Linked DNA regions of Homo sapiens: region 1 is linked to region 2. The links are chromatin loops, found by intact Hi-C in ENCODE. Cell type or tissue: K562. All regions are shown on one strand. Links, peaks and the distances in the headings refer to the core of each region. The heading gives the core; the rest is flanking DNA.

The links. Peaks named below come from ENCODE experiments on the same cell type or tissue, not always from the same donor. Only the 100,000 strongest peaks of a DNase experiment are listed, where the experiment ranks them.
Region 1: it touches region 2 in a loop (3-fold over the local background); 7 of 110 quality-filtered maps call a loop at or near these places.

What each region holds. Positions count from the first base shown.
Region 1 is chr11:96,811,748-96,823,744 of GRCh38, forward strand. No RefSeq gene overlaps it. Among named protein-coding and RNA genes, the nearest start is that of LINC02737, 310 kb to the left of the region's middle. In K562, for the core only: no CTCF peak of the experiment used is centred there; a DNase peak (open chromatin) is centred at 5,954.
Region 2 is chr11:96,458,036-96,470,032 of GRCh38, forward strand. The region is part of intron 1 of JRKL-AS1 (JRKL antisense RNA 1); the gene reads right to left. Among named protein-coding and RNA genes, the nearest start is that of JRKL-AS1, 43 kb to the right of the region's middle. In K562, for the core only: CTCF peaks have their summits at 5,982 (motif pointing right) and 6,887 (motif pointing right); DNase peaks (open chromatin) are centred at 5,966 and 6,906.

The DNA of each region.
Region 1 (11,997 bases), core at 1,515-9,514, 350 kb after region 2:
GCTCAAATAAATAAAATTAGAAATGAAAGAGGAGAGCAGGATATAGATAGGAAGTAAGGTAAACAGACCTTGAGTATGAGATCATATGTTATTCTATTAGGAGTTAGGCGTTGGGCTGTTTTTAATGCTTGCTGTAGCTGTTGGTGATAGAGGCTTTTTTTTTTTTTTTTTTTTGAGATGGAGTTTCACTCTTGTTGTCCAGGCTAGAGTGCAATGGCACGAGCTCACCTCACCGCAACCTCCACCTCCCAGGTTCAAGCAATTCTCCTTCCTCAGCCTCCTGAGTAGCTGGGATTACAGGCATGTGTCACCACGCCCGGCTAATTTTTTGTAATTTTAGTAGAGATGGGGTTTCTCCATGTTGGTCAGGCTGGTCTCAAACTCCCAACCTCTGGTGATCCACCCACCTTGGCCTCTCAAAGTGCTGGGATTACAGGCGTGAGCCACCGTGCCCAGCCAGATAGAGGTATTTAACACCACTAATGTCATATTTTTCTCTCCTCTTGGCTTTGGGCTTTTGAAAATACTATTTAGAGATGGTCTAGTTTTTTTTTTTTTTTTTTTTTTTGCATTTTTTGATAGATCTTGCAGTTTTTTTCAGCTCTACTCCACTCTTACAGTGTTACATTATCTTTTTTTTTGCTGGAATGTGAGGGTATAGGGCAGGAGGAGCATTTTATAATCTTTTGATGACGTTTCAGATTTTTAGTTGGCCTGCATCTTGTGGCTGTGACCTTCACCAGTTTTTCTCCACTGATGTACTTCCTCCTCTCTCCACCCCTGCCTCTTAATTTCTTTCTTGGCTTCAGTGTTCCTAATCTATTTCCTTGAAACACCATCCCCTGTTAACTACGTATTTTTTCCCTTTGGAGAGTAAAAGGATTTTGCAGGGATCTCTACTGGGGAGGAAATTCCCTTCCCCCAGCCGTGATAAGATTTCAAAATTATATTCTGGCAAAATACTTTTCTGTGGAGAGAAGGCTTTTATTATGAAGAAGGCTCTTGCCATGTCTTATAAAGGAGATTCTGTTTCCTTGCTAAGACCCAGAGGAACTCTTTCTTGGATCTTCATCATGAGAATCTGGTGGGTTCTTGTTGGTAAGGTCCACAGAAGTATGGGGATCCCTTTCAAACTGCAATTATTTGCAGTTTTTTACTTTTACATTGATCCATATTTGGCCTCCTGGAATCCACTAAAATTATATGCATTCTTCTAAATTTATGTTTCAGGGGGGCTTCTATTTCGAAGTATATTACTGTTGCTGTATCTCTCTGGATGTACCTGTCTCTCTAGATTGGGGGATTTTTTTTTTTTTTGGTCCTGTGACCTCAGTTTTCTGATAGGTTTACATAGTCATTGATGTTCAGTTTTCTTGTTTTAAGAATGGACATTTATTCAACATAGTATTGGAAGTTCTGGCCAGGGCAATCAGGCAAGATAAATAAATAAAGTGTATTCAAATAGGAAAAGAAGAAGTCAAATTGTCTCTATTTGCAGATGACATGATTGTATATTTAGAAAACCCCACCATCTCAGCTCTAAATCTCTTTAAGCTGATAAGCAACTTTAGCAAAGTCTCAGGATACAAAATCAATGTGCAAAAATCACAACCATTCCTACATACCAACAGAGAGCCAAATCATGAGTGAACTCCCACTCACAATTGCTACTAAGATAATAAAATACCTAGGAATACAACTTACAAGGGATGTGAAGGACCTCTTCAAGGACGACTACAAACCACTGCTCAAGGAAATAAGAGAGGACACAAACAAGTGGAAAAGCATTCCATTATTTTGGATAGGAAGAATTAATATCATGAAAATGGCCATACTGCATAAAGTAATTTATAGATTCAGTGCTATCCCCATCAAGCTACCATTAATTTTCTTCACAGAATTGGAAAAAAACTACTTTAAATTTCATATGGAACCAAAAAAGAGCCTGCATAACCAAGACAGTCCTGGGCAAGGACAAAGCTGGAGACATCATGCTACCTGACTTCAAACTACACTACAAGACTACAGTAACCAAAACAGCATGGTACTGGTACCAAAACCAATATATAGACCAATGGAACAGAATAGAGGCCTCAGAAGTAACACCACACATCTAACACATCTGATCTTTGACAAACTTGACAAAAACAAGCAATGGGGAAAGCATTCCCTATTTAATAAATGGTGTTGGGAAAACTGGCTAGCCATATGCGGAAAACTGAAACTGGACCCCTTCCTTACATCTTATATAAAAATTAACTCAAGATGGATTAAAGACTTAAATGTAAGACCTAAAACCATGAAAACCCTAGAAGAAAACCTAGGCAATACCATTCAGGACATAGGCATTAGCAAAAACTTCATGAATAAAACACCAAAAGCAATGGCAACAAAAGCCAAAATTGACAAATGGGATCTAATTAAACTAAAGAGCTTCTGCACAGGAAAAGAAACTACCATCAGAGTGAACAGGCATCCTACAGAGTGGGAGAAAATTTTTGCAATCTATCCATCTGACAAAGGGCTAATATCCAGAATCTACAAGGAACTTAAACAAATGTACAAAAAAAAAAACCCAAAAACCCCCATCAAAAAGTGGGCGAAGGATATGAACAGACACTTCTCAAAAGAAGACATTTATGTGGCCAAGGAACATACGGAAAAAAGCTCATCATTACTGGTCATTAGAGACATGCAAATCAAAACCACAAAGAGATACCAACTCACGCCAGTTAGAATGGTGATCATTAAAAAGTCAGGAAAAAACAGATGCTGGAGAGGATGTGGGGAAATAGGAACACTTTTACGCTGTTGGTGGGAGTGTAAATTAATTCAATCATTGTGGAAGACAGTGTGGCAATTCCTCAAGCATCTAGAACTAGAAATGCCATTTTGACCCAGCAATCCCATTACTGGGTATATAACCCAAAGGATTACAAATCACTCTACTATAAAGACACATGCACACATATTTTTATTGCGGCACTGTTTACAATAGCAAAGACTTGGAACCAATCCAAGTGCCCATCAATGATAGACTGGATTAAGAAAATGTGGCAAATATACACCATGGAATACAGTGCAGCCATAAAAAAGGATGAATGAGTTCATGTCCTTTGCAGGGACATGGATGAAGCTGGAAACCATCATTCTCAGCAAACTAACACAGGATCAGAAAACCAAACACCACATGTTCTCACTCATAAATGGGAGTTGAACAATGAGAACACATGGACACAGGGAGGGGAACATCATACACCTGGGCCTATTGGGGGATGGGTGGCTAGGGGAAGGATAGCATTAGGAGAAATACCTAATGTAGATGATAGGTTGATGGGTGCAGCAAACCACCATGGCACCTGTATACCTATGTAACAAACCTGCACGTTCTGCACATGTATCCCAGGACTTAAAATATAATAATAATAAAAAAGAATGAACCTGATGACTTCCAAGTGCTTTACATGTTAGAAGGGAAGTCAGAAATCAGGAGAGGTAATTTAAATATGTACTGGCAGAAGCTTTCTTTAAAATTGTATGCTTTGGACAAAAATTCAGTTTTTATCTTTAGAGGTATTCATTTTATGTAAACGTTGTTAGTGATAACTTTAGGTTTACTTTTTTCCTTTAATCAGTGTTTCTTCAATAATGTGCTGATGGAGTTTGGCAGATGGAGTGTGTTATGAGATCGATGGTGTACATATGGGGAGATTAGGCAATGTGCTTGTGCCCAAGTCTGGGTGTTTGACAGAAACTTAGATAATATTCAGTTTAGCAATCTTTGCTCTCAAACTGGATTTTCCTTGTGATGTTTTCATTACTGCACATCTTTCCTGTATCTAAATATTGGACAGATAATTGTGTGCTCTTTTACGCTGATTGATCATAGAGATTTTTATGTCTTAGTGAAGCTGAGCCACGTAATGAGAGAGATATTGCTGGATAATTTTAAGTCTTTTCCAGCTATTGTCATTCTTCTTTCCCCAGGCATGTACTTGTTTGTATCCTTAGCTGAAATTTGCTTTTTTTTTTCTCCTCCAACTTTACCCCTTTCTGCTTTGAATAACTCCATTCTTTTTTTTTTTTTTTCATACCAAATGCTGTACGCATTCCCTAAATCACATATTGTTCTGCTTGGCACACTTCTTTTGCACCTGTTTGGACCTAATATTCATTTCTTTCTTTTTTTGGCTCAGTTTTTTACCTTCTAGACCCTCCCTCCTTTTAAGCAGCTTTCCTTGATTCCCCTTGAACGTATTACATAGTGATATGTTCCACCTGGCATTTTCCCAGCATTACACTTTTATCTCAGAACTTATATTCTTTGTAACAATTGTTTAAATATTTCTGTCCTGCCAAAAAAAAGTGGGCTCCTTGGCCACAAGAGTTCCCCCTGTCCCCCTCTCTCTTTCTTAACTTTGTGCAGTAGAGCTTAGCAGAGTCTGGAGCCTATAAATGCTCAGTTCACATATATAACACAGTGAATGATGAATGATTAAGTCAATAATTGGTGTCATCTTGGTGACTCCCACTTTTGTCACTTCCAAGCAATCATTCATTTGAAGCTGCACTTTCAAGTTTCATATGAATTTCTCCTCTCTTTTCTTTTAACAATTCTAATTAAATTTTTTATAGTACTGAACATGTAGGATGCTGTTCCCCCCCACAAACTGCTTATCACAGTACATAGATTAGAAGAGTTTCGTTACTTTAGATTAAATGTGGGTTTGCAGTCTGATGCTCTAGGCTCAAGTTCTACTTTCATCTCTGCTTTTCAAATTATATGAACTTGATTAGAACTCACTTTATCTGTAAATTAATGTCTTCAAACGGATTTGGCAGACTCTCTGGACTTTCAGTAAGTAAATACAGTTTTCTTAATTGCACTTGTATCATAGTTTGTCTAAATCCACTTGCAATGGAAATGGAAGTTCTTGGACAGAGTCTTAGTGCTGCGTGTTTGCTGCTGGCACTTGTACTCTTAAAATAGCATTTTGAGAAACAAACAACAGATGTTATAGAAATAAGAAATTGGATACTTGAGAGCTGAGCTGGTTAATGCCTTTATTGATAACAGTGGTAGAAACTTATATTTCTTGTAGGAAAAAGTATGTCAGATTTTATTTTAAATAAACAAACATTTTCTTATTTAATTCTCATAGTGATATTTTGAAATGGATGTTAGTATTATTCCCAGTTTACTGAGAAGAAAACCTGCAGCTGACTCCAAATAAAGGATGTAAATTATGAACCTAGCAGCTACTATCACTCTTCACCTAGAGATAGTTGCACAGAAATTCCTTTAGCTTAATTTGTAATATGCACTCCTGCCTAAACTCTTCTAATGGTACAATCCATCTTCCTCACCCAAACTCCACACGTAGCTGCAGATACTGCAAATCTCAGTGTAGAGTTATGGACCAGAGCCCCTGAAGGAAGAACTTTCTTTATTGACAGCTAAGAAACAATTTTTCTCACTCCTTGTCATTGTGCCCAGATGTACCATAATGTATCTAAAACAGTAGTCCTAAGATTGAGAACCCAACTGGCCAAGAAATCTTTGGGGATGAAGAAACAGCTTTAAGATAGGCTTCTGTAACTGGCCATTCTCAACCACCTGTGACAGAGAAAATTTTTCATTTCTAGCACCGAAACACATTAGTTCTCTGTCAAAAACTGCATCAGTCAGAAATCCAATCCTAGTTTTAAATGAAGGTGTCATGTCTCTGCCACCTCAGTATGTCTATAAACAGTGAAACCTGTGTCTGGGTTGTAACATTTATGATTCATTTGTCCTTTGGTGAATTAAAATGTTTGACATTCCTACATTAGGCTGTAATATGCAGGGGAATGCTAAGTGGATAGTATAAAACTCTGTGATTCATGACAGAGAGGAGTGAATGTACCATATTATCTGATCATTGCTTCAGCCAGTTTAGGGCCACTTTCTACATGTCTGGTGTGTAGAGATAAACTGTCTTTAACGTCATATCATGAGAGTGGTGATGAATCGTTCTTGGAAATTTTCTGATTGACACATTCTGAAGCTTTACATTCTCCTGCTGTAACATATCCAGTGGGGAAGTCTCCCACTAGATAGGCATTATAACACTGTGGTTTTCCAATAGTCAAATACTTACGTTTGCAAAAATAATCTGACTGTAAAGAACAGAGACTTTATTATTGTTGATAGCACCTTGGTTATCATCTTAAAAAATCTAAATGCTATTGATTTGGGGGATTAAATTTATGACTGTGTAGCATAATTCTTTATAAATGAATCTCTGCCTTTCCCAAGAGTACCAAATACACTAGTTGACAGAAAATCACTTGGTAGGAAAGGGAATGCTTAATATTGCCTTGGGGCATAACTCAGGTGATCACTTTAATACATACTTTTCATGCTGGAAAGAATTGATAAACAATGTCTGTAAAAGTAAAATATTCTGATGTAACTGAGCCTGGGATCAACAGAGATAAAAGTTGTGGAAACAGATAAGTCCTGTTGGAGGTTTCCCCTGAGGGATTTTTGTATTACTTTGTGTAAGTGGGGAAAAATGAAGGGATTTTCTGGATTCTTCATAATCAGATTCAAATCTCCCCTTTGCACAGGTGAGCAGTAAGTAGATATTTGAAAAGCTACTATTGTGGATGGACTTTTGCTCCTGCTGGACGTTTTCTAGTTCCAATTACATTGAAATGATGAAAATCAATGTGAAGAGTGATGCATGCTGAAAGGCAGGGGTGAAAAAGGGTCCAGAGTAATAATAATTTAAAGTAACTTCAGAAGACAACACATCAACTATGAAGAGATCAATTGAACCTTTTTTTTAAAATTGTACTTGAGCAGTCTCAGTGCTGAGGGTTAGATGCTCAGACTGTTTAGGCAGAAGGAGAGGATGTGGAGAGGGAAGCACCCTCTGGGGCACATCTGACTGGGAACTGGTATCAGAGAGGCGACACTGGGGACCACAATATTTTGATGAGGAAGAACAAGAGCTTCAAACCTTACCCAGCCAGATCTTCTAATGCTACCTGTTCCCTCTCATATGTTAATTGTTTGTGTGTCATAGTAAGTTAACATGCATCACCTACTTTTGAGAACTTCCTACCTCTTTATTATCCTTCAATCCCCACAGCATACATTAGCCAGATAATAGAGAACTATACACATTTTAATCTATTGTTTGCCTTGAATTTTTTGGAATGATCCTATTAGACCACCAAAAAAGTAATTTATTTTTCTTTCTATCGTCACTTCTTACCTTTTTAAAAAATGCATGAGAAATTAATAACTGAAAAATTGGTCAAAAGTTATTCTCTCCACTGACATTGCATATCCTACTGTCTTTAGGTTGATAGTAGATAAACTGTAATTCTTACATACCCCTAAGAATTAATGGTCTCCTATGAGATTTCTAATTTTTCACAGGCTCATTTATTATATGAAAATCATGTGCAAAAAGATAGCTTTGTTTTTCCTTTGGAAGCAGCTTCATCTTACAATGGGACCATCCTTTTCTTTCTGCTATGGGCCTCCCTTACTCTATGGGTTTCATCATGTTCTTCTGCTTTCTGTCTTACCCTGCTCTTTGAATTATGACCAATATTCTTAATAATCCCAATCAATATTTTTTGATGACTCAGTTCTGAACATTCTTAAATGTCAAAGGCTGCTTTGATCTTAATAGAGCAAATGTTGCTGTTTTAAATTTCTAAATTTGACGCTATCAGTTTTACTCTTCTAGCTCTTCTAGGGCATTTAGAGTAGCTATGACATCACCTCAAACCTCAAAAAGCTTAAAATGGGTGAGTAAAAGGTTGATAAATTCTGTTCATAAATAGTTATGTCAGAACTAAAGAAAAGAAAGAACCATTCAAGAAATTTAACAGGGTAAACACATGTCCTGAGGTGGTTTGTATGGGATGGTACTGGAGTAACTATTAATGGCATCCTTATTTACTCTCAGACATGTCTTGATTTGGAAGATTAATTAGTAAGTCTTTTTATATTAATTAAATAACATGACCCAAGAGGTACTTTAAGTTTAGGGCAGTCAGTAACTTTTGATAGTAATCTTTTTAATTGATTCTTAAAACCTAGGTTTATACAGATAAGAATACAGCTTGTGGAGGTGGACCCATCTAGGTAACTATTGCCAATAACAAGGGTTAAAATATTATCAGCACTCTAGAAACTCTCTCTTTGCTTTCTCCTAGCCCTGTTTTCTATCAAGGTGACCACTATCCAAACCTCCAGGGAGTTGGGATCTTGCAAAATTATGCTGTGTCTCCATCTTTTGCTCAGTATTATATTTGTGATATCCACCTATGTTGTGCATGGAGTTCATTCTCATTGCTGAATAGTATTCAATTATATAAGTATACCACAGTTTATTTATTCACTTTACAGTTGCTAAACTTTTGCTTGTTATCAATTTAGGAATTGTAATACAGAAATGGTAAAGAGCTCACTTTGGAACTAACTGTAATTCTCATAAGTCATTCCAAATATTTTGAGTGTGTACTCTTCTATTTTTGGAAACTGTTTATAGCCCCTGTATGATTATAGTTGATCTTTAAATATACATTAAAATACATAATGTTGAAGTTTTATAAATTAAGTAATAATTTAGGTAAGTTTTTTGTTATTCGTCATAGGTATATGTATTTGAAAATAGTCCTGTTTTCTGATGTAAGATATATTCCAACATTCTATGATTTTTTGGTCTGTGCTTGGGACCCATAGCAATACTTGACTTCTGCAATAACTCCAACCCCAGTGACTTGTACTCAAGATAATAAGAACTTGATTCAGGGTGATGGCAGAGAGATGAAAAGATTCACTAAGCAATACTTTAAAATATCAACATAGTTTGGCAATAAATTAGATATTATGGGTGAATATACATAGATCACCTTAATAAAATGTCTTATTCACAGTCTCCTCTAATGGAGAAACCCAACATTCTTGGAATATGATCCAAGGAAAACACATCGATAAAATAACAAAGTCAAATTTTCATTATCTTGCTTTATATAAAAAATACCATATTTCAACATAGACAGACATCCGATTGATTGTTAAAGCCAGATTTATAAGCTGGCATATTAATAATTTAAAAGATAATCCTCTTATAAAGTCAGAAAAGAAAGATTTCTTAATTTGATTTATTTTTAGTTATGAACACTAATGCTTAGAACCTTGTAAAATTGATACAGCCTGGAGGGGATGAATCGAGTTCTTTTTAGTTTGTTGTGAATCATTTGTGGGTGTACAAACCTCTTTTCACTGATTTGCATCCAAGAGACATTGGCTATAGTTTAGATTTTATCTTGAATCTTAGGCAGAATAAAATAGTGTGAAGTCAGACATGAGTCAAAGAACCGCTACTTGAAGAACTGGGTTACTATGGATATTATTTAACTCCTCAGAGTCTTAGTTTCTTCCCAGAAATGGAGCATCATGGAATTAATAATATATAATATTTAGAAAAAATGCATAGCAAAACAGGGTGGGACTATATTAAGGCAAAAAAATATCTAATTAGAAGGTCAAAGGATAAACCAAATCTAAGAGCATAAGAAATTGCAGACATTGTTCATAAAGGGAGTGAGGGAGGTGCAGTCATACATTGCTTAAGGACAGGGATACCTTTGGAGAAATACCTCATTAGATGATTTTGTTGTGCAAACATCACAGAATGTACTTACACAAATCCAGATAGTATAACCTACTACACATCTAGGCTATGTAGTATAGCCTATTGCTCCTAGGCTACAAACCTCCCAGCATTTTGCTGTACTGAATACAGTAGACAGATGTAGCATAATGGGAATTATTTGTGTGTCTGAATATATCTAAACATAGAAAAGGTAAAAATATATCTAAACATAGAAAAGGTAAAAATATGATATTATAATCTTATGGGACCACTGTTGTATATGCAGTCTGTAGTTGACTGGAATGCTATTATACGGCTCATAACTGTAGATGGGCTACACTGTACCCCAGGAAAGGATCTTAGTGTCTGCTCTAGTCCAATGCCCAGAGTTCTGTGTCTCCACATGACACCCAATTCCATACCCCCAACATCAATTTAGTAGGGGAGATAAGGCCAGTAAATTTTGGCATTAGATATGAGTTGTCTTGACTGTGGACTACTGTAAAACCTACTTCTGCAGCCAAGCAGAAGGATATTTCTAAATAAAAAATATTACCTTTAATGTCTTATTTCTTTGTATGTTGTTTTGATAACTGAAAAGGACAAGCACACATATTTCTTGAAGGATTTGTATATAATATACATGGTTGTCATGAAGGTTAATAATTGAAATGTTTGTATATAAGGTCCTTATTATGGTGCTTGGTACAGAGTCGGAATTCACTGGTACTAGCTTTCCTTGCATTGGTGTGGCTATATCTCAAGATTCATTTAGGTCTCAAATGTCATGATATTATGTATTATCATATAATTAGTGGCTAAGAATTGCAACTGAGTATAATGGAAATTTTCAAAGAGGAATTTTTCTCCATTTCAGTTCTTATGAGCATAGTTGGTCCAACTTACAGAGTAAAATTAATATAGTGTAATAAAAAAGCAATAGGTAAAACAGCTGGATATTATTCAAAATTAGAGAGAGCTGTCAGATTACAAGAAAGAAAATAGATGAAAAGAAAAAGGAAAAAAGAAGTGAGAAGAACTCCCATTTTACATCCATGCAGTTGATAGCAATTAGGTAATAAGATCTATGAGTTAGACTATATTGGTTATGGTTCTTTTCCAGCATAGCCCATTGCTTTTATTCATATAGGATATTTATAAGACTTATTTTACTGTAATTGTGCACCTATCCATTAGGTTAAAATTCCTTTGATAAAATTGTCTAATTCATGTATTTGGTCTGCTAATATATTTCAGTTTATACTATATGCAAGATGTTGTTTTACACCCTGGAGATACAGTAATAAACAAAGATACAAAGCCCCTGTCATAGAAAAACATAATGCGGTAGGAAAGGATCTTATATTCTAGTGTCAAAATACCAAAAATAAATAAATAGGCATATATAAAGAGGTAAAGAGATCCATCAAGAAAAATAAAACAGTCTAAAGGAGATAAAAATAATAAAGTATAATTTTATAGATGTTTGTCAGAGAACATCCATGTGATAAATTAATATTTGAGCACAGACCAAATTAGAGACAAAAGTAGGGAACCATGCAGATATTTTGGTTAACATTGTTTAAGGCAGAGGAAAGAGCAAATACAAAGGTATCAGCAACCTCGGTATGTTTGAGGGTTGTCAGGGAAAGGATGTTTATGAATCAGAGGGAGCAAGGGAAAGATGAAAGAGATGAAGTCAGAGGTTAAAATAAGGTGTGTTATGATGCAATATAATAAGGATATTGGATTCTGCTTTATGATAAGGTTGAAAGCCATTGAACATGGAGAGAGGTTGTCAATTATTTTTAAAGAATAACTGGCTGCTGTTTGGAAGATAGAGTATAAGAGGGAAAAGATATAAATTGGGATCAAATAAAGAATTCACTGAAGGAAAAAACTTTTTCTTCAAGTTATCAAGCCAAGAGACTGAGTTTTTCCCAATGCTTAGTGAGATTCCTTAAAGGTTATCTTTTCTTTCTAAATATATATTTAATAAATAGTTAAACCAGAGACATGAATACACTGAAAGAAGTTTATGTTTTTAGTTATATTTCATTTTATTTAAAAATGATGATCAATTCGTTTGTGAATTAAAAATGATGTATCTAGTCTTGTGGAGAAAACCTCATTGATTAAAATGATTAAATCTTTCATTTGATTAAGGCTTTTGATTATTTGTCTTGGAATTATTTTGTGAAGAGAGTTCAAGAAACATCAATTGAGGTGCCTTTTAAGTAAAAGGCAATGTGATAGAAGATGGGGATTAAAAAGATAAATATCACACATTCCCTGGAGAAGTTTATAATCAGCTTGAAGTTCAAGAAATCTT
Region 2 (11,997 bases), core at 2,437-10,436:
ACAAATTACCCAGTCTCAGGTATTTCTTCATAGCAACGCAAGAATGACCTTATACAGGAGTCTAACTGTCACATCCAGCTTTGAGGAACTAAGCCACGAGTAGGCTTCTGGAGAGGAGACAGGCATTCAAAAACAAATTTCAGATACTTTGTTGCAAGTGTACCCCAATTTATAATTGCTTCTGGTCCTACTCCTCAGATTATCAGGACCTCAGAGCTCTCTTAGAGGTTCTTTTCTCTCTTCTAGTGTTTGTAGGAAATTCTTCAGAAGTTTCTCTATCAGTTCTATCATTCCTTTGTCTCCTAGGTTGCCTGGCTTTGAAAGCCTGATCTCTAGGCTGTCTAAGGCTATAGCTCATGTTTCTGCTAATTGCTTCCTGCAGTCTTGGGGTCTCTCCCTTATGCCGTATTTATGCTCTTATCACTATGATAGACTGTGGTATGGGGGAGGTGAAGGATGAGAGAGAGAGAGAGATAAATCCTTAGTTCTTTATAGCAAAACTAAGGCAAGGATTTAAAGCCATTTCACAAGGCTTTGGAGATAGTTGTGGGATAAGTGGAGGGAATTGCAACCCAGAGAGAGAGCAACTTATAGTTGCTAAAATGTGGCTACTGTCAGAAGCCACAGACCCAGTTCCATCCTTGTGGTTGGCAAACATTAGCAAACATTACAAATGACCACCAATATCTGGTTCTCTTCTCCTTTTGAGCACTCAGAAGAATAGACTTATTAGCCACCTTGAAACTGGGTAGTGCCATGAGATTAGTTCTGGCCAATGTGAAAGGAAGCAGAGCCATCCCAAAGCGTGAGGTGCCCTGGACCTATTTTGCTCTATATAAACAATTTGATCTAAAAATGTATATATAATTCATGGGCTCATGTAAGTTATAGTTATTTATCAGCGAAGATTTAGAATAGCAATTAGAGAAGAGGTACTTAGGTACCTGATTGCTGGTCAAGTCAGAGCAAGTGAAGATTTTTTTGTAGTGTTCAGGCACCATCTCTTTGGATTCAAGTTGGGGAACTATCTTTTGCCTTCTTTATTAGCAAATGCACCACTTTTGGCTAATTTTATATTTCCTACTGGGGAGAAAAAGGTAATAATATTATTACTTACAATGCCATGGTCCATTGGAAGCTGTTTGTATTGAAACAATGTAGATCTTCATGCCTCTTCAGTTTTCTAATTCCATGGGTTCAATGCTGGTTACAGCATCACTCCTGATGCTGCATTATCCATCCCACCAACCCTGAATAATGGCTTTGAATGATTCTCTCAAAAGTTGTTACTGTGCTTCTTTGATGATAACCACACATGCAAGTCTAACCCAGTGTATGAAGGAAAGAGTGAATGATAATTCAATTTTGGTTATGTTAAATGTACTGTTCTGATTTTTGTAGTCTAAATGAATTATAGCACATCTTCCAACCACGTTTCTCTTAAACTCCTTAGGCTATAATCACTTCATTCTTAGAATACTATTGCTTTCATTGTTGACTATATCCCTGAATTCCACACACCGACACTGGCAGGAAAGGTAGAGTGAGAAGTGCAGTACCATTCACATAAGGGGTGTTTAGTCCCTAATGTGACATGGCTTAAGACAGACCTGGTAGAATATGATATCAGCACAATTGGAAGCAAGAAAAGACATCAACTGGGAGACCCTATTGACTTTGAGCAGCAATGATCTAAAAATCCATTGAAGGAGAATGGCAATCTCCACCTTTCTTCAAGACTTTCTCTCTCATGTGATGCAGAGCCTTCAAAAAGGGTGACATGATTGCACTGCATGACAGCAGTGGGAGGTACACAGAATAAAAAATGCCTTCTGTCACCCTTGGATGCTGTAGACCGGAGATGTTGTGAATTGAACACAGATGGGTAAGAGCTGACACAGGGGTAGACACAGGGCTTAAACCCAAGAGATGGTGGGGGACAGATGGTAGCTCAGAACACAGAGCTTGTCTTGTGTCCAATGTGAGTGAGAATCACCCAAAATAGCATGTTGTTACCATTCTGGCAGTCAGTCTTGTATAATTCCATAAACGAAATATCACACTGCTTGTTGGGAGTAATCTCCTTTAGGCTATCCCCCCGAGCCCCAGAACCAGAGTCAGACATGTGGTGCCAGGATGACCCTCTAGGTGCAAGTCCCAGAGCTTCCTAGAGCTCTGGGACTCTGGTTAACTCTATGTATGGGATAGAGGGTCAGAGTGCATATTAAAGGGTAAAAATGGGGGTGAGAGCTCATGTAGGTCCTGGTCTTGGCTTGGGGTGCTCTTCCTGTGTTACACTGCCAGGCCTAGCTAAGTCCCAGGCACTGGTACGGCCCTCTAAATTCCAGATCCCCCTGAGGTGTGGGGCCCAGGTTAAAGAGCAGTACTTTCTGGAAGTGACATGTGTCACTTCCAGCCTGAAGTATAGAAAAGCCCATGTGGTTTTCCGTTTTCTGGCTGCAGCCATAAGAGTGCTGCCTATTCCAGATGGTAAGGCTGCTAACTGTGGAGTCTCAGTCAGCCTGAGATCCTGAGTGACTGTGTGGAGCAGAGCCTCTTGCTCACCCACAAGGGACATGTAACCTGAGCCAGAAATAAACTACTTTTTGTGTTTAGCCTACCAGGTTTATTGTTACAATAAAAAGACCTAGCCTATCCCGATTAACACAGATCCTCTGTATGATGGTTACTCTGCAGCCACAGGCCAGCCACATTTAACAAGAAATACAATGTAGCCACTGTCCTCATGGACCACTTAATCTAATGGGGGTTACACTTACATAAATGATCTTAGAGGAAGGGCACCTCTGCTTGAGGGGGTAATTGGGGTACAGATGGACTCCTTCAAACCTTCAGATGAGGCTAAATTATATTTTAACATCATTTTAGTTCCAAATTGTATCTCCTAGCTGATGTGGCCTTGAGTAAAGCACCCATCAAATAAGATTGTGTATCCTCTTGATTTGTCATCTCTAAAGAGACAGGGTCCATATCTTCCAACATGCTTTGTAAGTGCACTCAGCTCCATGCTCTACTTGGTGCTGATGATGCCAGCTAGCTTCTGATTTCAGCAGAGAGATACTATTGAATTCATCTGACCTCTGCACTGAAAATAGATCTTTGCTGAAAAGAAGGCAATGTAAAATGGGACCCTCATTTTTATCCTTATCTATTGGCATAATTGCTGTCTATTTATTTTCAATTGTTTTGCATGCCAGTGTTTTTCAAGGACTGACTTCTAAATATGCTTCAAAGAGAGTAAAACTGCATAATAAAAAAGTCAGAGAAATTTTAAAAAGATGGGTTAGCTTGTAAAGGGGCAGGGGTTTGAGTGACTATGTAGAATTCAAATGCTTCTCATTACTAGGATAAGCGGAAATCTTTCTTTCCTAAAATTAGAGTGGTTGGGGAAGAAGGGAGCATTTATTTGTTAAAAATTAACCTTTCATGATTGAAGAATTGATAATAGGCATAGTCCGAGTAAGTGGGAATTGGTTGACTGGGTAGAAGTGATTGCAGGGGAAGTTCTTGAAATGGAGACAAAGAGCTAGAAGCTTCATCCTTTCTGAAAAACAATATGGAATCAAGTGGATTCAGATCGTGGTTAAGAGTTTGAAGATTTTAGACACTGACAAAAGTATATTTAATTCCTGGCTCTATTTTCTATCTTAGTGATATGTGGCAAATTATTTGACCTATTCATGACTAGTTACTTCTTAAAAAGTTTTAAAAAATATTCAGTAATATTTTGGAAGTGGGGTAATTGTTCTTGTTACATTAGATAGTGTGATGATTCAAGGAGATACTGAACCATGCTTGGAATAAAGTGCTTAATAAAGAGTAGCCCTTTACTCTTTACAATGTTGATAATTATCAACATTATTACGTAAATACAGACTTCCTAGTGCTTAGGCTAAGATAAAAGAGTATGAAGAGGCATTTTACATAATTACACCATGAGGGTGTGCCCAAGAAAGAAGCATCATATGTGTGTTTGTACGTAGGGATTCTGGGAGACAGGAACTCATTTTTGCTAGACTGGATCTTGAAAGACTGTGTTGCTAAAGCTATAGCAGCCAGAATCTTGTTGCCATGAGGAAAAAGCCTGGAATTTCTAGTGATAAGCATGAGCAGAAAAGTAAAGCAGTACAAAGACAGAAAAATAAAAAGATATGGAGAATCTCAATCCAGATAATGTATGTGATCTCTGAGTCTAGCCATGCCTAATGTTGGTGCAACCCCGGATTTTCTAATTCTTGAGCTAATAAATTCTGAGTTTGAGTCTTGAGTTTTCAGGTACTTGCAACAGAAAGGATCCTTTAAAAATAATTAGTTTTTGATAAAAAGAAGGGTATTTTCTCCCCTCTTTCTTTCTTGAGTTTAGACATGATGCCTGGAGCTATATTAGTTGGATATCCACCTGGAGGCAAAAATCTTGAGGCAAAGGCTAACAGAAATGCTGACATATTTATCCTGACAGTTTAGAGCCATGGAAGTAATGCCAACCTCACTTTTTGTATTAGTTTACTGGAGATGTCATATAAAGTACTACAGATTAGGTGGTTTAAATGACAGAAATGTATTTTCTCGCAATGCTGGAAGCTAGAAGTCTGAGATCAAGTAATCAGCTCGGTCAGTTTCTTCTGACACCTCTTTTCTTGGCATGCAGGTGGCTGTCTTCGTGTGTTTTCCCATGCTCCTCCCTCTGAGTGTGTGTGTATCCAAATCTTCTTTTCTTTTAAGGATACCTGTCATATGGGATAAAGTCCCACCCTAATTACCTTATTTCAACTTTATGACCTTTATAAAGATAGGATTACCTTCTGAGGTACTGAGGATTAGGACTTCAACATATGAATTTTGAGGGAACATGATTCAGCCCATAACACTTTTATTACAGAAAGGCAACACGTACAGAAGTCATCATATTTCAGATTATTTTGTTAATATTTTAGAAGCTAAACAAATAGTTTAAACCCTGTTGGAAGTAGTTTATTTGAATTTCTATTTATGCAGATATATTTCTTTTGACTTACTAGGAGCTGGGCTATGATCTCATGCTTTGGTAATACATACAATTCTCGGAAGAAAAGGGTTTGTAGACAAAAGATGCTTTGCTCTTGAATTCAGGGACTATAGATTGTCTTTCTCCTTCATTTTACAAAAAAGGACCGTTTTTCCCCCCAGAACTCCAACGAATGAATTTAGGGCTTTAATAGCTTAGAGAGATCATGGGAGGAGGGAAAAAAAACCCAACAAAGTGGACTGGGGTTCATAAGGGCGTGATCCCAGGCATACAGAAGGAAGTTTGACCAAGAGGATTAATAATAGCTCCTGCCATTACCAGAGTACTGTCTAACTCCTGGAAGCCAAAAAGTAGCCCTCTTACCCTTTCTCTCCAAGACTAGATCACTTTACTCTATCCTAAAACTTGAGCTGATAATTGCAAATGTTAACGTTTTCAACTACACAGGGGAGGCATTGCCTTTTTGGGAGCTTAGCGAGAACTTCAGCAGACTTTCTATATCTCCCCAGGGGGTGGAAAACCTGCACAAGTTGGATTCCAGGCCTGTTAAGTTAAAAAAAAAAAAAAAAAAGAAAGAAAGAAAAAAGAAAAAAAAAAGAAAAAGAAAAAGAAATTTATCTAAGTGCCGAGAAGAAAAGTCAGGTTTTAAAATATTGTCCATGACTTGTTTTCTAATAGCTTCTAATTTCTCATGGAGGCAATCGTATTTGAAATGAGATTTGAGTAAAAAGGAAAAGCATGGTATTTGCAAACTATTCATCCATATACAATAAAGCTTTAATGATTTTTTCCTTCCACGATTTTAGCATAAAGTCTGATCCTATGGTCTTTACATAGGTTGAGCTTTTACATTTTTAAAATGGTATTTCAGCTTGATTAGGAACTCCAAGGGGAGAGGGCTGATCCAGACTAGAATCCAGACAGCTTGTTCACCCACTGTATTTTGCCCAGTAGAGGGCACTTGGAACTCACACATAAATTGCAGTGGCATCAGTGGTAGCGGCGGCAGCAGCAGCACTTAAGATATCCATTTTCATTGCCATGGTGATTCTTTTTTTTTTTTTTGAGACCGAGTTTCTCTCTTGTTGCCCCAGGCTAGAGTGCAATGGCGCGATCTCGGCTCACTGCAACCTCCATCTACCAGGTTCAAACAATTCTCCTGCCTCAACCTCCCAAGTAGCTGGGATTACAGGCACCCGCCACCACGCCCAGCTAATTTTTTGTATTTTTAGTAGAGACGGGGTTTCACCATGTTGGCCAGGCTGGTCGTGCACTCCTGACCTCAGGTGATCTGCCTGCCTCGGTCCCCCAAAGTGCTGGGATTACAGGCGTGAGCCACAGCGCCCGGCCGCCATGGAGATTCTTAATTAACAGATAACATCAGGTTTTCATTGACACTGGTAAAATGAGGTGACTGTGACCTTGAATAATAAAATCTGTAATCATTTTGGAAATATCAGGAGTTGGAAACTACTTAGATATTTCTTCTTGGTGATTGTGCTGACCTGTAATCAATACAAACAAAATCTAAATTGCAAATTATTCTTCAAGCTACATCCCCGGGGTAAAAATTTTATTTCTTTTTAAAAATAAAATTGAATATATACTTGTGACAGCTTTAGGATAAGAAAGTAATAGACATATAACATCTATTATTCTTACGTGAGGAGAATTGAATTGCTTAATACTTTTAAGTATCAAATAAACAAGTTTCAGGCACAGGAAAAAGGAGTCTTAGAATGTTGAGATTCAACATTTTCCCCTTCGTCCGCAGAGTACAGCTTAAGCAGCAAAATGAGGAAAACGACATTCTCTCTCTGTTCTGTTTACAAGTCAAAAGCTTTGATTTACCACTAGAGGGCACTCATTACCCTGTTATCTTTCTGAGGCCTTTAGCTCAGCAGGGCTCCCATTCAAACGGAATCTCTGCATTTACTAACATTTGTGAATTATTTAGGAATAATTAGAAACACCCCATAATTCTGGACAGATTTTTTTCTTTCTAATGCTTCTTCTGATTGTGACGAAAAGTCCTTGACTGCATCAAATGTAAACTAGAGGGACTTAGCAAATTCAGATTGCTTTTGCAACCATACATAAAATGTACTTTACTATCATACATTTTTAATTTTTATAAAGCAAAGTAAAAATTTAAGAACACTTATGCTTCTCTTTTTATGTTTTTCTTTTATAGAAGCAATTCTGGATATTAATCACTTTGGAACGACATCTTTGTGATGTTTCACAGCATAAAATCAACTGCTACATTGGTTTCTTATAGTTTCTTTGCAGAATGATGAAAAAAATAATTAATCTCGTGAAAATCCTTCTAATTGCACCAGTTTTCTGGTGTTGCGTAGTATATCTCCAACTCTAAAATTTTATTACTCAGGTCTTTCAGTACAGCATGTGGTCAGGTTGTATTATTATTTGCAAATATTTACTCCACCTTTTTCCCAATGGGAGGAAAATTACCCATGCCATCATGCTGAGCTTGGTCAATGGAATGTGAGAAGAATAACGATGCCAATTTCAAGGAAAGACCTTAAATATGATTTAAGAATAAAGGCATTAGCCTCTTGCCTTTCCCTTTTGCCATGAGAATGCATGTGTTATGAGAATGCATGAGTGGCTGCCTGTCAGCCTGGGTCCCTGAATGTGAAGCTCTATGGAACAGAGCCAAGGTTTTCAGAGCCAAGTGACACTCGCTGGCATGTTACTTGGGCAAGAAACCTGTTTACTGTTGTAAGCCACTAGAGTTTTAGGGTTGCTTTTTGTGCAGCAAACTGACTCATATAGAAATTGATATGACGAGTGGGGAACTACTTTATGAAAATAAAAATGGTGTCACAATTGCTTCAGGATAAAGCAGTAGGTGGTAAGAAAACTGTAAAGGAAATTGAAAAAAAGTGGTGATCGATGTAATATAGTTTTTCTGCAATGGTGATAAGTTTGGAGGCAGAGAGTATACCTCATGAAATTGTAGCTTTGGCTGGCGGGGTATTTAAAAGGAATATTTCTAGTGTGAGTTGGTTATTAGCTACATTTGATAAGATATTTTTAAAAGGAAATAAATACAGAAAATAACTGGCCTGTTTGTAGGAAGGAGTGAAATAGAAAACACAGAGTCCCAAATTTTGGGATTTCAGAGTTGAAAAGTGAAACTGTTTTCAATCATCAATTGATAAAAAATAAAATTAAGAAATGTTTTGAGCCAAAAACACTGATTAAGACATAGGTACAGCTAAAATTAGGGGTGTGGCCACAAATCCTAAGGGCACAGTTCTGCCATAACTAGATAAGCACACAATATCTTTAATTAAGTCTAAAGAAAAACATACATCTACAAAATAATTGTGGTAGCAGCTACTGGCACACAGAAATGTAATCACATAGATAAATAGCTATATCTTTGAAAGAGTTGTACTGCCAAAAGCACTGTCATCTTCAATTCAAAGAGACTGTAACTGTTTGAGATGATTTGTGCCCCAATTTTCTTGGGCAAGAGGCAGGCTGAGAAAGCTGCTCCTTCCCCTAGAATGGCATTGTCTCCAATGCTCTCCTCAGGTGCATCCAACAAGAATAACCAAAAAGAGAAGATGTTCCAGAGGGTGGATTCAAGACACAGAGAATGATGGACTGAGGGTATCTCCACTTCTACCTCCTCAAGAGCTGAACAGAGGCTACTCAAGAAATATTCCCTGCTCTAGGTTAGGAGGCCTCATGATGCTTGTTCAGCAGAATTTCAAAATTACTGTGTATTACTGATGGCTAAGTGTCTGTCTGCCTTCCTCTTCATGAATGGAGGTTTCATTGTAGTTGTTCTGTCCCTGTTTCACCATTTTATGTGAGTGTGTATGAGTTATTTTATTCCTGACTTAGAGAGTACCACAAGATCTTCAACTTTGCACCTGATGCCGTAAGCGGATGCAATTTTCAAGGTATATTTAATGGGAGCGAGTAACTTTGAGTGAGAAAGGAAGGAAAGTGAATATCCAGAGAAGGTGTTCTTTGACCGATTGTATTATTCTTTGCAAATGTATATTTCCCTCTCCTGCTATGGGAAAAATGTATTTTCTTGCTTCACGGATGTTGGGCTACTCCATGTGACTTTTTTTTTTTTTTTTTTTTTTGGCCAACAGTATGTGAGCCAATGAGACAAACATTATATTTGCACAGAAACTTCAAAAGTGATTGCTTCTTGTTAGCCTCTGCCACAAAAGTAAGCATCTTTCCCTGAGGTCCCGGTATGAAAGGAAATGTAGTACAGAGTTGAGCAAAGCTCTAGTACCCCATCCATTCCACAGATGCAGACATGTGAGTAGTAAACAAATATTTGCTGCTACAAGCCACTGAGATTTTAGAATGTTTCCTTCATGGCAAGCTCGCTGATGAAGGACTCAAGATCTTGTTTGAAATTTCCTTTGCAGTTTTGTTCAAGGGATGTAGTGCCCATAAAAATTTTATTAGTTATTTAAAAAATAATCATTTAAGCTATAGTATTCCAAAAAACCTTAGCTTATATGCCAAATAAAATTAAAAGTATTTTTCTTTATTAAAATGAAGCAAACACTTGCTGATGTTGAAACCTCAACACACAGGAAGTTAGAACATTAGAAATTAGAAAATAGAAAGACAATTCCGTAAGGTTATTGGTTTTGTTTAGTAGGACTTTGTGGTGTATGTATAGCACATTAATGAGTCGAATCAAACTATTTGTAATGTAGGCCTTAAGAGTGAACTGGACACTTTTGAAAACTATAGATGCATTACTGACATACAGTGTACTACTGAGAACTGTCAGATTATATGTATGAACCTTTGCCAGTGACTTTCCAGCTTGGTAATGTGTCATACTAGAGGAACAGGATCATTTAGAAGCATGCCTCATGTGATGTGATACTAGTAGTGAAGTAACAACATTTGCTTACAATTTTTCCTTTACAAATTAGAATGGATTCAAGACTATCCCTATTGTAACCCCAGGCTTACTTTCATTCCAGCATGCTTTCTTATGTGGGAGGGTAATGGAGTATCCTAGTATATGTAGCATCCTAGTAACCCTACAAAATCTCAGGTTGATTTTGTTTGTGTTTCAGGCCATTATATAGGCTGCACTTGGAAAATGTGTTCCATATGTGAACCTCATCTGTCACGTGAATGTGTAGCAGGGGTGAGATTGAAACCTCTTGAATTCCTGTGAGAACTGACGTGACTTCTAGTGGAGAGAAATCAAAGATCAGGAGTGGGGTGCAAATAAGCAGGTATACCTCTGCTCTTCTAATTCAGAAATAAGGATAAGCAGAGAGAATGAGGAGTGACACCTAAGGGTAAGCTATGAAGGGCAGAATGGTTCTTCTGCTCAAAATTTTTTCCATGCCAATTTTTCCATTTGAGTCAATATGTCTTCTTCTAAAATGCAAAAACCCACTGGAAGAGTAGGCATTCAACTTTTCTTTTATTTTTTCTTTCTTTTTGTTTTTTTGAGACAGGGTCTTACTCTGTCACCCAGGCTGGAGTGTAGTGGCGTGATCTCGGCTACAGCAACCTCCACCTCCTGGGTCAAGTGATTCTCCTGCCTCAGCCTCCCAAGTAGCTGGGATTACAGATGCCCACTACCATGCCCCATGCCCAGCTTTTTTTTTTTTTTTTTTTTTTTTTTACTTTTAGTAGAGATGGGGTTTCACAATGTTGGCCAGGGTGGTCTTGAACTCCTGACCTCAAGTGATCTGCCTGCCTTGGCCTCCCAAAGTATTGGGATTACATGCGTGAGCCACCACGCCTGGCCTCAACTTTTCTAATGCTTTAGTTAGTAATTCCTTGGAGGGCTCAGAGTCCACAGAGGGGGATCTTTCTGGAGTTAGAAGTGTTAAGGTATAAGGCAGATCTGGGTGAGGGTACTATAAAGAGCTGTACACAGCTACAACCCCAGGTTTATGCCACATCAGGCACGTGCTGGGCACTGAGCAGATGGGGGTGAATGAAAGGACAGACCATGTCAATGGTTGCTAGGACGAATGCTTAGGGATTTGGGAATCTTCCCGCAGACTAGTTTTCCTGCCTCACATCATGCCATTTTCTTTACCAAATCCCACATAGAACATGGTCAATGCCCCGCACATATCTCCTATTACGAGACTTTTGCCTGGGTTGCTTTTTCCATTCTCTCAGACATAAATACTTATAGATCCTTTCATGCCCATTTCAAATGTCTCTACCTCTATGATCTCTGATTGATTCCCTGGGCAGAATTAAGCTCCCTCCTTCCCACTTTAGTTTTATTCTTCTAGATACTTCTCACTTTATACTCTCATTATCTATTTGTGTACTATGGATGTATTGAGGTCAAGACCCAAGGCTTTTTTATCTGTGTCCCTGCCACAGCATCATGCACATACAAAATGGGTGCTCAATAAAAGCTAATTCGTGGAGTAGAAAGAAGAGGAGGGAAGATATTAGAAAAGTTATATAGAGGCAAAAATGGCAGCAGATAGCTGTCAAAACAAACTCCATTCATTGTGAAGTCAGGGTGACAGCTGGCCCAGATGCCCTTGGGAATTATTTCGCTTGTAGACTTTGGTATATGACAATAGTGCTAAGTAGATTTTAGTGCCTGTAAATAACTCTCCCTCATATTAGATGTTTGATTGTGGCTGGCAGTGGGTGTGGGGTCAGCAGTCTTTTCCATGCTGCCTACCTTATCCTATGACTTACAGACACAGCAGTTATTGGAGAGCTTGTGTGGCTTCTTGGAGTGCTGCCGTTTTACCTACAAAAGATGTTGATTGCCTTGGATTGAAAAAACTTGCTTTTTCTGACTTTTGCATGCCAGATTGGCTGCAGAAGTGTTATGAACGTTTCTTAGCTTTTTTTCCTGTTCAAAGCTGTGCTTTCATGTGCATGGTACATTTCCTTGGCTTTGACCTCCTTGAGGTTACCCCCACTTTGGCTTGTAAAGCAGCATTGTTTGG